Regions from separate parts of the Homo sapiens genome. Here region 1 is linked to region 2. The links are chromatin loops, found by intact Hi-C in ENCODE. Cell type or tissue: Calu3. All regions are shown on one strand. Each heading gives the region's core, and the rest is flanking DNA. Links, peaks and the distances in the headings are about the cores only.

The links. Hi-C counts contacts between places; a loop is a spot of excess contacts. Peaks named below come from ENCODE experiments on the same cell type or tissue, not always from the same donor. Only the 100,000 strongest peaks of a DNase experiment are listed, where the experiment ranks them.
Region 1: a loop joins it to region 2, with 20 times the contacts of the local background. A loop is called at or near these places in 64 of 110 quality-filtered maps.

Annotation. Positions count from the first base shown.
Region 1 is chr12:6,732,255-6,740,076 of GRCh38, forward strand. No RefSeq gene overlaps it. Among named protein-coding and RNA genes, the nearest start is that of COPS7A, 12 kb to the left of the region's middle. In Calu3, for the core only: no CTCF peak of the experiment used is centred there; a DNase peak (open chromatin) is centred at 3,627.
Region 2 is chr12:6,821,673-6,828,337 of GRCh38, forward strand. It overlaps GPR162 (G protein-coupled receptor 162), which reads left to right and starts at 149. Exons shown (of 5, transcript NM_019858.2): 1 at 149-228; 2 at 1,796-3,093; 3 at 3,812-4,001; 4 at 4,524-4,681; 5 at 4,981-5,749. The coding sequence starts at 2,227. The coding sequence ends at 5,532. RefSeq lists enhancers at 1-132, 5,392-5,960. In Calu3, for the core only: a CTCF peak has its summit at 4,118 (motif pointing left); a DNase peak (open chromatin) is centred at 4,099.

The sequences.
Region 1 (7,822 bases), core at 2,303-4,802, 90 kb before region 2:
CGAACCTGGAAGGTGGAGGTTGCAGTGAGCCGAGATCATGCACTCCAGCCTGAGTGACAGAGTGAGACTCCATCTCAAAAAAAAAAAAAAGGCCGGGCGCGGTGGCTCACGCCTCTAATCCCAGCACTTTGGGAGGTCAAGGCGGGTGGATCATGAGGTCAGGAGATTGAGACCATCCTGGCTAACACAGTGAAACCCCATCTCTACTAAAAATACAAAAAAAATAGCCGGGCATGGTGGCGAGCACCTGTAGTCCCAGCTACTTGGGAGACTGAGGCAGGAGAATGGTGTGAACCCGGGAGGCGGAGGTTGCAGGGAGCCGAGATCGTGCCACTGCACTCCAATCTGGGCGACAGAATGAGCTCCGTCTCAAAAAAAAAAAAGTAGTGGATACTTACTGAAAGGCACTGGACATACAAATGATGGCCGCTGTTTCTGCTCTCAAGGAGCTTGAGTTCAGACTATGTCCTCCCACCTCATAGAATTATAAGGGAAAGAGTTGGTAATGAACTTGAATTTTCACATCAGAACCACACAGAACTGTCAGATCTGTGGCAAGAAGAAGCCATTGGACTTCTGTCCTCTGTCCACTAGAGCTCTCCAGGGAGTGTGCTAGAAGGATCAGAATCCATGGCCTAGAGTGCTGCCATGGACTCCCTAGATTTGGAGAGCTCTAGTGGACAGTTGAGCCTTCATTTGCATGTGAAGTGGTTGCCTTCTGAGGGTCCTGGGGTTGACAGCTGCTCCCCAGAGCTTGTGATGTTCTTTAGGTGGAGATTTAGGATAGACCACTCTTCATTGGTCCTAAAGCTATCAGTCATGGAATTAGAAAGTGGGAGTAGGGGCTGGGCATGGTGGCTCATGCCTGTAATCCCAGTACTTTGGGAGGCCGAGGCGGGCAGATCACGAGGTCAAGAGATCAAGACCTTTCTGGCCAACATGGTGAAACCCCATCTCTACTAAAAATACAAAAATTAGCCGGGCGTGGTGGTGCTTGCCTGTAATCCCAGCTGCTCGGGAGGCTGAGGCAGGAGAATTGCTCGAACCCAGGAGGCAGAGGTTGCAGTGAGCCAAGATGGCAACACTGCACTCCAGCCTGGCGACACAGCGAAACTCCATCTCAAAAAAAAAAAAAAAAAAAAAAAGGTGGGAGTGGGATCCTGCATTGTTGCATTGTTTTTTGTTTTTTGTTTTTTGTTTTTTGTTTTTGAGACGAAGTTTCGCACTTGTTGCCCAGGCTGGAGTGCAATGGCACAATCTCGGTTCACTGTAACCTCCGTCTCCTGGGTTGAAGTGATTCTCCTGCCTCAGCCTCCCGAGTAGCGGGGATTACAGGCATGTGCCACCATGCCCAGCTAATTTTTGTATTTTTAGTAGAGACAGGGTTTCTCCGTGTTGGTCAGGCTGGTCTCGAACTCCCGATCTCAGGTGATCCGCTTGCCTGAGCCTCCCAAAGTGCTGAGATTACAGGCGTGAGCCACGACGTCCGGCCAGATCCTAGGTTTTTGATTACAAATTGGCTAGGTAAGCTTGTTGTCTTGAGCGGGGCAGTCACTTAACGAAACCAGTCTAGGGAGCCCCATTTCAGGAGTTGAAACTCTTAGCTTCTCAGCTTTTCCCTAGACAAGCAAGACTTGATTCTCAGTCTCTGCCTCTGAAATAAACCCCTTCTTCCCACGCCCGCCAGTGTGTAAAAGCTGCTAACTCCTGGTGCTTTGAGCCTGTCCTGCCACCCCTGCCCGTGCTCCAATTTTCCTTTGAAACTTAGTATCACCTTTACGTGTAAGCTGGTCCCGGCTAATGGTGCCATAACTTCCCAGGCCTCCCTTATTCTAGCCTTTAAGAATGGCTCTCAAGTCCAATGTGGCCTAGGCTGGGACTGCCTGACTTCACCCAAAGAGGGAGGGGAAACCATTCACATCCCAAGGTTATGGGACAAAGACAAATGCCATTTGCCTTTGATTCACAGAAAGAAGGGTCTTGGCTGTGAAGGCATGGGGAAAGGACAGTAGATTATTTGGGTGCTGGTGAGGATCAGTTTTTGACTGCGAAATTGGGTTCAGGATTTAGGGATTCCATGTGTAACCAGGCCCAGGGCACCAGGAGAATCTTCCTAACCAAGAATCGTGTCATCCACTTGCACACTCACGTGCTGATCCTTACTGGATAGTGATCTTGGATGATTTTAGGGCTGGTCACAACAGTTATCTATTACTACGTAATAGATTACCCTAAAACCATGCCTTAAAACAACATATAAATATGATCTGTTTCTGTGGGTAAGGAATCGGCACGGCTGAGCTTAGTTTTCTGCTTAGGTTTCTCACAAGACTGGAGTCAAGGTGTTAGCTAGGGCCATAGTCCTCTCAGGGTTCAACTGGGGAGGATTTGCTTCCCAGCTCGCTCGGTGGTTGTCAGCAGGATTCACTACTTCACAGATGGTTGGACCGGGGACCTCGTTTCCTGATTGACTGTTGGCCAGAGGCCACCGAGGTAGCCTTCTCCATCACAGCAAGAGCCAGAAAGACAACACCAGCAAGATGAAGTCACAGTCTTTTGTTACTTAATCATGGAAGTGACATTACCTCACTTTTACCAGTTACCAGGTCCAGTCTATACTCAAGGGGTGAAGGTTACACAGGGTGTGGCTGTCAGCAAGCAGGAATCATTGGAAACCATGTTAGAAGCTGCCTATCACAGGCAGTTTTTCTGGGCCACCAGCATCAAAATCATCAGGGGAGCTTCTGAAAATGTGCATTCCTGGACCCCACTTCCACCCTTTTCTATTGAATTAGAACCTCCGGGGTGTGAACTGGAAATGTGCCCTCATCACCCTCATTGACTCAGCTCTGCAAGGGCTCTGAAAAGGCTACTGCAGGGCCTTGGAAGACATGTAAGGGGGCCCAAGGTCACCGTCTGAGAGAGAAGGGAAAAGTGAAACTTTTGAGTACAGGGCAAGAGAGCAAGAGAAACTTGTCCTTTGAGGTTCTTAAGTACATGGTTATATATTACAAGTGTGATAAGTACTTTAAGAAGTATTGGGTGACACGAAAGCATTTAACTGGGATCTACATCTTGCTTGGGGTCAGAAAAGCCTCCAAGGACATGACCTTTAAACTGAAACTAGAAGCCCAAGTAGGAATTAGCCTGATGAAAGAGAGGGCGAGCATCTTGGATGGGAAGAATAGTGGGATAAAGGCCTGCAGGCAGAAAGGCTTCATTCTGTGACCCGCTGCCTGTCCCTCAATAGGAAATGCATAATTTGGGGAATGGGGCAAGATAGACAATCCTATACTTACTGTTCATTTATCAGTCAATTGGCAAATACATCTTGTTTTTTGTTTTATTTTGCTTTTGAGACCATGTCTTGCTCTGTCACCCAGGCTGGAGTACAGTGGCACGATCATATGGGAATGGAGAGGGAAGCCCCAGGGGCCCAAAAAATGTCAGAGAGACACGGGAGGAAAATCAAGAGAACAATCCCGTAAAAGTTTATGAACTCCTGGGCTAAGCTCTGAGCTGTGCAAGCGTAGATCTGTCCCTGAACAGCCTACCTAAGGCTTTGTGAACTGAATTACAGAATGGATCACTGTCCAGGTCTGACTGGCCACTGGGTGGCACCCGAGCCGGCCTGATCCAAATAGCACTGCAAACACTTTTAAAATAAAACCGACATTGAAACCACAGTGCCAAAAAGGCAGGTCAAAACTTGCTGCCTGAACCTGATTACCTGCTAAAACAAATTACCATTCAACATGTTCAACATGCTCCTTAAGATTTTAACAAGACCCAGAGCCTCAAACCATAATATTCAAAATATCCAGAGTATGATTTAAGGTGACTCAGCATACAAATAACTCTCCAGGGAAAAGACAGCCAACCCCAAGGAGGCAGAAGTGTTGGAATTTAAAGCAAATGCTGCAAGCAGTCTAACCATGCAGGAAGAAGAAAGGGAGAATGCTTTTGAAACAAATGTAAAGAAAGTCTTAGCAAAGAAATGGAAGATATAAAGAACCAAACAGAAAATAGCAATAACTAGGCCGGATGTGGTGGCTCACGCCTGTAATTCCAGCACTTTGGGAAGCTGAGCTGGACCATTCACCTGAGGTCAGGAGTTCGAGACTAGCCTGGCCAACATGGTGAAACCCCACCTTTACTAAAAATACAAAAATTAGCCAGGCGTGGTGGCAGGCACCTGTAATCTCAGCTACTTGGGAGGCTGAGGCAGGAGAATCGCTTCAACCTGGGAGGTGGAGGTTACAGTGAGCTGAGATTGTGCCATTGCACTCCCCCAGCCTGGGTGACAACAGCGAGACTCTGTCTCAAAAACAAAAACAAAAACAAAAACTTCCCAAACCTGGCAAAAGACAAAGACAGATTCAAAAAGTTTGGTGGATAGCAAACAAGATATACTCAAATCCATGTCCATAGCCAGCGTGGTGGCACATGCCTGTAGTCCGAGCTACTTGGAAGACTGAGGCAGGAGAATCACTTGAACCTGGGAGGTGGAAGTTGCAGTGAACCGAGATCAAGCCAACTGCACTCCAGCCTGAGTGATAGAGCTAGACTCTGTCTCAAAAAAAAAAAAAAAAATCCATATCTGGACACATCAGAATAAAATTGCCGAAGGTTAAAGACAAAGAAAAAAGTCCCACAAGCATTCAGAAAAACAGTGCTTTTCACACAGGATAAAAATGACTCAAATGACTGCACATTTTTCGTCAGAAACTATGAAAGTCAGGTGGAACTAGAATGATACTTTTAAGGGGCTTAAGGGAATTAACTCAAAATCCTATATCCAGTGAAAATATTGCTCAGGAATGAATGTGAAATAAAGATATTCTCAGGTGAAGGAAAATAAGAATTTGTCACCGGAAAACCCGCTGTAAAATCCTAAAGGAAGTTCTTTAGGCAGAAGAGAAATGACACCAAAGGAAACACGGAACATTAAGGATGAAGAGCAGCAGCAATGGTAAATATAATAGATTATTTTTCTCCTCTTAAGTTCTTTAAAATGTTTATGACAGCTGAAAGAAAATCATAAATTTGATGTTTGTCTCAAGAGGGAATTCTCTAAATATAATTTTAAAACAATTATAAATTCACCTAGAGCCATGCACCGCGGCTCACGCCTGTAATCCCAGCACTTTGGGAGGCTAAGGCGGGCGGAACACTTGAGGTCAGGAGTTGGAGACCAGCCTGGCCAACATGGTGAAACCCTGTCTCTACTAAAAACACAAAAATTAGCCGGGCGTGGTGGTGCATGCCTGTAATCCCAGCTACTTGGGAGGCTGAGGCAGGAGAACTGTTTGAACCTGGAGGTAGAGGTTGCAGTGAGCTGAGATCGCGCCATTGCACTCCAGCCTGGGCAAGAAGAGTGAAACTCCGTCTCAAGAAATAAATAAATTCACCTAGAAGGCTAGGTGTGGTGACTCACACCTATAATCTCAGCACTTTGGGAGGCTGAGATGGGCAGATCTCTTCAGCCTAGGAGTTCTAGACTAGCCTAGGCAACATGGTGAAACTTCGCCGCTATAAAAAATACAAAAAAAATTAGTGGGGCATGGTGGCCTGTGCCTGTAGTCCCAGCTACTTGGGAGGCTAAGGCAGGAGAATTGCTTGAGCCTGGGAGGTAGAGGTTGCAGTGAGCCAAGATTGTGCCATTGCATTCTAGTCTGGGCAACAGGAGTGAAACCCTGTCTCAAAAATTAAAAATCAATAGATAAATTCACCTAGAACTAAGCATTTTTAGCGTTTAGTATGTGGAGTTTCAGTATTTGTAGTATGTGGTGTTTGTCATTTATAGTAACACATATGAGAACTACGAGATGAGACAGTAAAGGGAGCTATGTTGTGGTAAAATTTCTACATTTAACTTGAAGTGGTAGAAAAAAACTCTGATTGTGAAAAGTATGTATTTTGTAATCCCCATAGTAAGGGTTAGTAAACCATATTCCACAGGCCAAATCCAGCCCACTGCCTGTTTTTGTAAATACAGTTTTGTTGGACTGTAGTTACACCTCATTCATTGCATATCATGTATGGTTGCTTTTGCACTACAGCATCAGATTTGGGTGTTGCAACACACATTGTATGGCTGACAAAGCTCATCATATTTATTGTATCTGGCCCTTTACAGAAAAAGTTTGCCGGCCCAGTGTAGTGACTCTTGCCTATAATCCCAGCACTTTGGGAGGCCGAGGCGGGTGGATCACGAGGTCAGGAGTTCAAGAACAGATTGGCCAAAATGGTGAAAGTCCGCCTCCACCAAAACTACAAAAATTAGCCAGGCGAGGTGGCAGGCGCCTGTAATCCCAGCTTTTCAGGAGGCCAAGGCAGGAGAATTGCCTGAACCCAGGTGGCAGAGGTTGCAGTGAGGCGAGATGTCACCAATGCCTGTCCTAGAGCGACCACTAAAGAAAAGAAAGCCAGGCGCGGTGGCTCATGCCTGTAATCCAAACACTTTGGGAAGCCAAGGTGGGCAGATCACGAGGTCAAGAGATCGAGATCATCCTGGCCAACAGGGTGAAACCCTGTCTCTACTAAAAATACAAAAATTAGGCCTGGCGCGGTGGCTCACGGCTGTAATCCCAGCACTTTGGGAGGCGGAGGCGGGCAGATCACGAGGTCAGGAGATCGAGACCATCCTGGCTAACACGGTGAAACCCCGTCTCTACTAAAAATACAAAAAAAAAAAAAAAAAAAAAAATTAGCCGGGCGTGGTGGCGGGCGCCTGTAGTCCCAGCTACTTGGGAGGCTGAGGCAGGAGAATGGCGTGAACGCGGCAGGCGGAGCTTGCAGTGAGCCAAGATCGCGCCACTGCACTCCAGCCTGGGCGACAGGAGCGAGACTCTGTCTCAAAAAAAAAAAAAAAAAAAAAATTCGCTGGGCATGGTGGTGGGCGCCTGTAGTCCCAGCTAATCGGCAGGCTGAGGCAGGAGAATCACTTGAGCCCGGGAGGCGGAGGTTGCAGTGAGCCTAAGTTTGCAGAGAGCCGAGATCGCGCCTCTGCACTCCAGCCTGGGCGACAGAGCAAGACTCCGTTTCAAAAACAAAAAACAAAACAAAAAGCCGGGCGCGGTGGTTCAAGCCTGTAATCCCAGCACTTTGGGAGGTCGAGGCGGGCGGATCACGAGGTCAGGAGATCAAGACCATCCTGGCTAACACGGTGAAAACGCGTCTCTACTAAAAATACAAAAAAATAGCCGGGCGTGGTGGCGGGCTCCTGTAGTTCCAGCTACTCGGGAGGCTGAGGCAGGAGAATGGCGTGAACTCAGGAGGCGAAGCTTCCAGAGAGCCGAGATCACACCACTGCACTCCAGCCTGGGCGACAGAGCGAGACTCCGACTCAAAAAATGAAGAAAAAGAAAAGAAAATGATACAGAGATTTACTGGGTGAAAAAAATCTGTACATAAATTAAAATGGAATACTAAATAACATTCAAGTAAACCAATACAAGGCTGGAAAATGGAGACAGAGAAATTACAAACAGAACAAACAAAATAAATAATAAATAATAGAAATATTGCCGGGCGCGGTGGCTCACACCTGTAATCTCAGCACTTTGGGAAGCCGAGGCAGGTGGATCACGAGATCGAGACCGTCCTGGCTAACATGGTGAAACCCCATCTCTACTAAAAATACAAAAAAATTAGCCGGGCGTGGTGGCGGGCACCTGTAGTCCCAGTCACTTGGGAGGCTGAGGCAGGAGAATGGCATGAACCCGGGAGGCGGAGCTTGCAGTGGGCCGAGACCGTGCCACTGCACTGAAGCCTGGGCAACAGAGTGAGACTCTGTCTCAAAAAAAAAAAAAGAAAGAAA
Region 2 (6,665 bases), core at 2,747-5,246:
CGGGAGAGAGGGTCCTGGAGAGTGAGAGGGGCAGAGACCGAGTGAGCCGTGGGCTGAGCCTGGGAGGCCGGGACTGAGGGGGAGGAGGGAGGCCCGGGGGAAGGGAGGGAGGGAGAGAGGGAAGGAGGGAGGAGGGCGGGCGAGCTGGAGCCGGCAGGCAGCGGGAGCCCGAGAGAGCCGCGTCGGGAGTGCGGTCTCCATGGCAGTGCTGGGCGCAGCCGGAGAGAGGTAAGACGACCCCTGCCTGCCCCGTCCCCTGTGTTGCCTCCCTTTCCCCCTCAAGCTGCCTCCTCTCCCCTAGGCCGGCCCCTCCTCCCCAGCCACCTGCTGTTTCTGCCCTGGAGAACCTGGAGGGGGACAGGAGGGAGGAGCCGCCTGACCTTACCCCTTCACCCCAAAGGGCGAGGGACCCCGTCGGCCAGGGAACCTCCCAGATCCCCCTTCCCACCTTCCTCTGATCTCTCCCTGTCCTTCACCTCCCTCTCTCTGTCCTTCACATCTTTCCTGCCTCCTTCCCTCTCTGACTCCCTATCTCTTTCATCCTGAGCCCACCAGCTGGGCCTGGGTGGAGGTGGGTGGGAAGGGGTCCAGGGCTGTAGGAGAGGACACTGGGGGCTGCTCTTGGCCAAGTCCCTCCACCTCCCTCTGGCTGGCCATTGCCATGGCAACTAGGGTGTACTGGGCTCCGGAGGGAAGCCAAGGGTGGGGGTGGACCAGGACCTCTTGGGGAAAGCAAGGGTCTGAGCTGCTTCCATGGGAAACAGACCCTTTCACTGCTGTGCCCCATTTTTACCCCACTTACCCTAAAGCCATTATGTGCTTCCTTACAGCCCCACTCTGTTCAGGGTTTCACCCGATTCCCTTACCCCCCTTCCCAGGGCTCACTGAAGCTCAGCATCACGCACTAAAACTGGGACCATCCTTCCTCCCATGAGAGGGAAACTGAGGCTCTGGGCCAGGGAGGAAGAGTCAAGGTCTCCCCACGGGGAGTCAGCACCTTATTGAACATTTGGCTTTTCTTCTCAGCCTCCTATTCCCTGCTCCCTCCCTCCCTCCCTCCTCCAGTCCCTCCTCCCTCCAAAGCCTCCTCTCCAGGGGGTTTGAGCTTTTCCTGCTATTTTCAGATACTACCACTTTGCCCCCTCTTTCTCTTCTGCTCAAACTCTCCTCCTTCTCCCTAGTTCCCCCTCTTTCCATTTCTGGATGCTTCTGATGTCAGCGGTTTCCCCGCCTTCAGGTTCCCTAGCACCCCCTTCGGTCCCAGACTCCTTTCTCCCATTTTCCCAGATATGGGTAGCTGGAGGGTGATCACCCAGGTTTGGGGAAGTAGGGGCTAAGCACCAAGACCCCTGCATCCAGGAGACCGGCAGGTAGGGGAGGAAGGCTGTGATGCCATATCCCAGTTCACTGTGAACCCTCAAGAGGAAACCAGTCTTGTGTCTCCCATCAGTAGTTCTGAAGAGACATTTAGGGACTTGAAGATAGGGGTGGAGTAGTGCTGAGCAGGGGATGTTCTAAGAAGGAACCTGGGAGTTCCAGCGGGAGGAGGAAGGGCTAAAGGAGACAGGGAGGTGGGAATACCTTCTTCCCTAGAGGTCTGGAAGAGTGCGGCTCTCATCTGTGTGGGGTGTTTAGCTGTCAGAGTTAAGGCAAAGGAATGTTCTGAATGACCCTCAGGGCCTTAGTAATCAGTCATGCCTATAGTTTCAAGAAAGGGGGCACAGGAGGCTGATTGGAGACCAGCCCAGGCCCTACCTTTGCCCTCTCCCTCCCACATCTCATCTTTCCCTTGCAGCCTGTCCAGGGGGCTGAGCCCCACCCCCAAATCCCTGGGGCATCCAGAAGATTCCTGACTGGTCAAGAACCAGAGGCAAAAGAGACCTGGAAGTCCCAGCATGGGGACCAGAACCCCCCAGCCAGCCTCATAGTTGGGAAAGTAGCCAGCTTGCCTGCCCCATCAATTGCAGGGATGCTTAAGGAAGGCCCCGCCCAGTATGAAAGCTGAGGATTGCCTCTGCTGACCCTCAGTCTCCTCCCCTGCCCTCTACATCTGCCCTCAGCTGGGTCCATCATGCAATGCTGAGCACTGGGGTGAGCCTGGGGGCAGCCTGCCTGCTGACAGGGCGAGGATTGTGGGGATCATGGGAGTGTTTGTGAGTGGGGCTCCTGGGTGAGACCTAGCCCCCACCCCCACAGAGCTCAAGGGGGTGGGGGGCTGAGGATAGGATGGCTCGGGGCGGGGCGGGGGCAGAGGAGGCCTCCCTGCGCTCCAACGCATTGTCCTGGCTGGCCTGTGGGCTCCTGGCGCTGCTGGCCAATGCCTGGATCATCCTCAGCATCTCGGCCAAGCAGCAGAAGCACAAGCCACTGGAGCTGCTGCTCTGCTTCCTAGCGGGCACACACATACTCATGGCAGCTGTGCCCCTCACCACCTTTGCCGTGGTGCAGCTGCGTCGTCAGGCTTCCTCCGACTATGACTGGAACGAGAGTATCTGCAAGGTCTTCGTGTCCACCTACTACACCCTGGCGCTGGCCACCTGCTTCACGGTCGCCTCCCTCTCCTACCATCGCATGTGGATGGTGCGCTGGCCCGTCAACTACCGCCTCAGCAACGCCAAGAAGCAGGCACTGCATGCCGTCATGGGCATCTGGATGGTCAGCTTCATCCTCTCCACACTGCCCTCCATTGGCTGGCACAACAACGGCGAGCGCTACTATGCCCGCGGCTGCCAGTTCATAGTCTCCAAGATCGGCCTCGGCTTTGGCGTTTGCTTCAGCCTCTTGCTACTTGGGGGAATTGTCATGGGTCTGGTCTGTGTGGCCATCACCTTCTACCAGACACTGTGGGCCCGGCCCCGGAGGGCTCGGCAGGCCCGGAGAGTGGGGGGTGGTGGGGGGACCAAAGCGGGTGGGCCAGGGGCCTTGGGTACCCGGCCAGCTTTTGAGGTACCAGCCATTGTGGTGGAGGATGCCCGAGGGAAGCGGCGGTCCTCGCTGGATGGCTCGGAGTCTGCCAAGACATCCCTGCAGGTCACCAACTTGGTCAGCGCCATCGTCTTTCTCTATGACTCACTCACAGGGGTGCCCATCTTGGTGAGATCGGGGTCCTCCCCACCTGTTCTCCCCAATATCCAGGCCCCAGCATCATCACCTGACCTCCAACTTCATCAGCCATACAGCAGCTCCGTCATCTCTCCTCCAGTTCCATCATCCATCTTCCTCTCCTCTGTCCATCCCCCACTCCATTTGTGGCCCCCATCTTGATCATCTGTCTTTTAGTTCCCACTACCCTGTTTACCCCAGCTCCAGCATCTGCTTCAGTTCCCACTCCTCAGCTCCATCACCGTCCTTCAGTTCCACGACCTGTCCTCCAGCTCCGTCATCCATCCTGCAGCTCCACGGTTCAGCCGCAGACCTCTCATCCAGCCGCTGGGCTCCACTCTCCATTCCCTCCTTCCCTCGGGCTGCCACATGGTCTCTGAGCACTCTTGGCTGGAAATCCCACAGGGCTCACCCCACCACCCCATCTAGTCACTGTTCCTGGGTTCCTGTCTGTCTCTACGGTTCCTGGTCCACCTCTGTTCCTCTCCCTCCTGACCGCAGGGCTTTGTCTCCAGCACTCTCCCCGACCTTCCTCTGAGTCAGTCCCTTCCCTCTGTTCACTCCATCTCCACCTCCGGCTTCGCCTCTGTTGGAGCACAGGGATCAGGCATTACTTCTGACGTCTTGCCCACCAGCTGCACTAGGATATGGGGTTCAGGTGGGCTCCTCAGCTCTGGCCCTGACCCAGCCCGCTCCCACCCTTCCCCAGGTGGTGAGCTTCTTCTCCCTCAAGTCGGACTCGGCGCCCCCCTGGATGGTGCTGGCTGTGCTGTGGTGCTCCATGGCACAGACGCTGCTGCTGCCCTCCTTCATCTGGTCCTGCGAGCGCTACCGCGCCGACGTGCGCACAGTGTGGGAGCAATGCGTGGCCATCATGTCTGAGGAGGATGGAGATGACGGTCAGAGGAGGGGCTGGGCTTTGGCTTTCCTGGACATCTGTCTATTCCCTTTTCTGCCGCTCCTTCTCAGCCAGAGGATGGGCTGCCCTGGAGTGCCCCCTACTGGACAGAATCTGCACCACCCTGGGCTCCCCTTTCCCTAAGCAGGCACCCTGCTGTCCACTCACTGCTTCCCGCAGCACTCAGGGCTCCCTTCACTGGGCCTAGGCTCCCCTCCAGAAACCCACACTGCCCAGCTCTGGCACTATGGGGAACCTGAGCTTCCCGAGAGAGGCCCCCCAGCTATAGGGACGGCTCTTGGGGGAGTGCAGGCAATTGTTTCAATAACTTCATCTATATGTATGAAGCACTCCACTCAGGATTTAGCACTGAACGCAGCAAATGCTAGCCACTCTCACTGTCCTCTTGGAACATACATGCTAATGGGAACTAAAGGGGTCTCTGGGAGCTTATAAAGGCAGTGGTGGGAGGCCGCGGTAGGCATTCCCTACCTGTAACCACTCTGCCCATTTTCTCTCCTAGATGGGGGCTGTGACGACTATGCAGAGGGCCGAGTTTGCAAAGTTCGCTTTGATGCTAACGGAGCCACAGGACCAGGGAGCCGGGACCCCGCCCAGGTGAAGCTGCTGCCTGGAAGGCACATGCTCTTCCCTCCTCTTGAGAGAGTCCACTACTTACAGGTATGGAACTGGGGGATACATCTCCTACCCTTGGTGCCGCTCATCACTTTTCTCCAGTGTCTGTTAGGCACCCCAATCCCCTCTTCCCTAGCCCTGGCTTTCAGGGCACCATAGAGCTGGGTGAAAGAAAGCTATAGCAAGAGAGGCATCCCTTCAGACCTCGTGGGGCCAGGTTTGCCCACCGGAGCAAACGTTTTGAAGGTTAAGAAGGTGGCACCATCTTCCGGAGTCCCCACTTGGTTCCTGCCTCTGCCTCTGTCCCTGCAGCACCTTCAGGTCTTACCCGCTCCTCTTCCCAGGTCCCCCTATCCCGGCGTCTGTCCCATGATGAGACAAACATCTTCTCTACCCCTCGGGAACCAGGCTCCTTCCTGCACAAGTGGTCATCCTCTGATGACATCCGGGTCCTCCCAGCCCAGAGCCGGGCCCTCGGGGGTCCTCCTGAGTACCTGGGACAAAGACACAGGTTGGAGGACGAGGAGGACGAGGAAGAGGCTGAAGGTGGGGGGCTGGCCAGCCTTCGCCAATTCTTGGAGAGTGGGGTTCTGGGGTCAGGTGGGGGACCCCCACGGGGTCCTGGCTTCTTCCGGGAGGAGATCACCACCTTCATCGATGAGACACCTCTGCCTTCTCCGACTGCCTCACCAGGGCACTCTCCTCGTCGGCCCCGGCCACTGGGCCTCTCACCCCGCCGACTCTCCCTTGGGTCCCCTGAGAGCAGAGCCGTTGGACTTCCTTTGGGACTAAGCGCAGGGAGACGCTGCTCCCTGACGGGGGGTGAAGAAAGTGCAAGGGCTTGGGGAGGATCCTGGGGCCCAGGCAACCCCATCTTTCCCCAGCTGACCCTGTGAGCCCAAGCAGGCCTGCTGAACTCAGAGGAGAAAGCCTGAGTGAGTAACACCTCATTCTGGCCGAGAGTAGGGCAGCTGCCTCCAGACTCTGGGGAGACGGGCGCTAGATTTGGGGCTCAGAAGGCCCTGCTCTCTCCCATCCAAGTGACCAGATGCCCTACTCAGCTTCCATCACCCCTAGCAATATGTATTAAAGTCTGAAGTGTTGCCATGGAAACCTCAGTGTCCAGTGTACTGCGGTGGAAAGGGGCTTGGAGGGTGGAGTGGCTCACAGGGGACACGACAGAGCAGGGGCAGCAGACAGAGGCACAGAAGGACACATGGAGAAATGATCACATGCTCCACCAGGCAGCCTCGCACAGGGAAGGCTGGGAGGAGCATATCCTGCTGGGGGCGGGGCTTGAGGACACACATCTTCGTTGGTTGGGGTATGAAGGATCTCTGTTCAGATTTGTTGAGGTGGTTTTAGAGCGTGGCTCCAGCCCCAGTGCCCAACTCTCCTTCTAACCTCAAATCCATGCAGGGGCTCACTTTATGGGCAGGAAAGGTTTTGGGGCTGATGCAGTGTCCCGGGCCTGGACACCTCCTCCTTGCTGCATTTTAAAGCTCTTTCTCCAAAGGAGTGCAGGGGTGGATGAGTGTGTGTGTGGGCGGGGGTGGGAGTGCAGGGGTGGATGAGTGTGTGTGTGGGGGAGTGCAGGGGTGGATGAGTGTGTGGGGGGGGTGGGAGTGCAGGGGTGGATGAGTGTGGGGGGGTGGGAGTGCAGGGGTGGATGAGTGTGGGGGGGTGGGGGGGGGCGAGGGGGGGATCGGCGTCCACACTCCTTTTTCTGGACCCAGAAGCGTGTGTGTGGAGGGAACACAGCCCCAGTAGTTACCCCCAGACCTCAGGGGCTGAAGTCACCGCTGGGGCTGAAGTCATCCTTCATGGATGCCCAGGCCTGCTCCAGTTCCCGCCTTTTGCCCTCCTCCTCCCAGTTTCTCCCTCTTATTCCACACTAGACCAGCTTTGTCCACTCAGCACTCTTCTCTCTCCATCTTTTCACATGGGCCTCTCCCACCATCGGGTCTCAGCCCCATCTTCTCTCTCTCTCTCTCTCTCGGCCTCCCTCATTATTTCTCCCTCTCCCTCC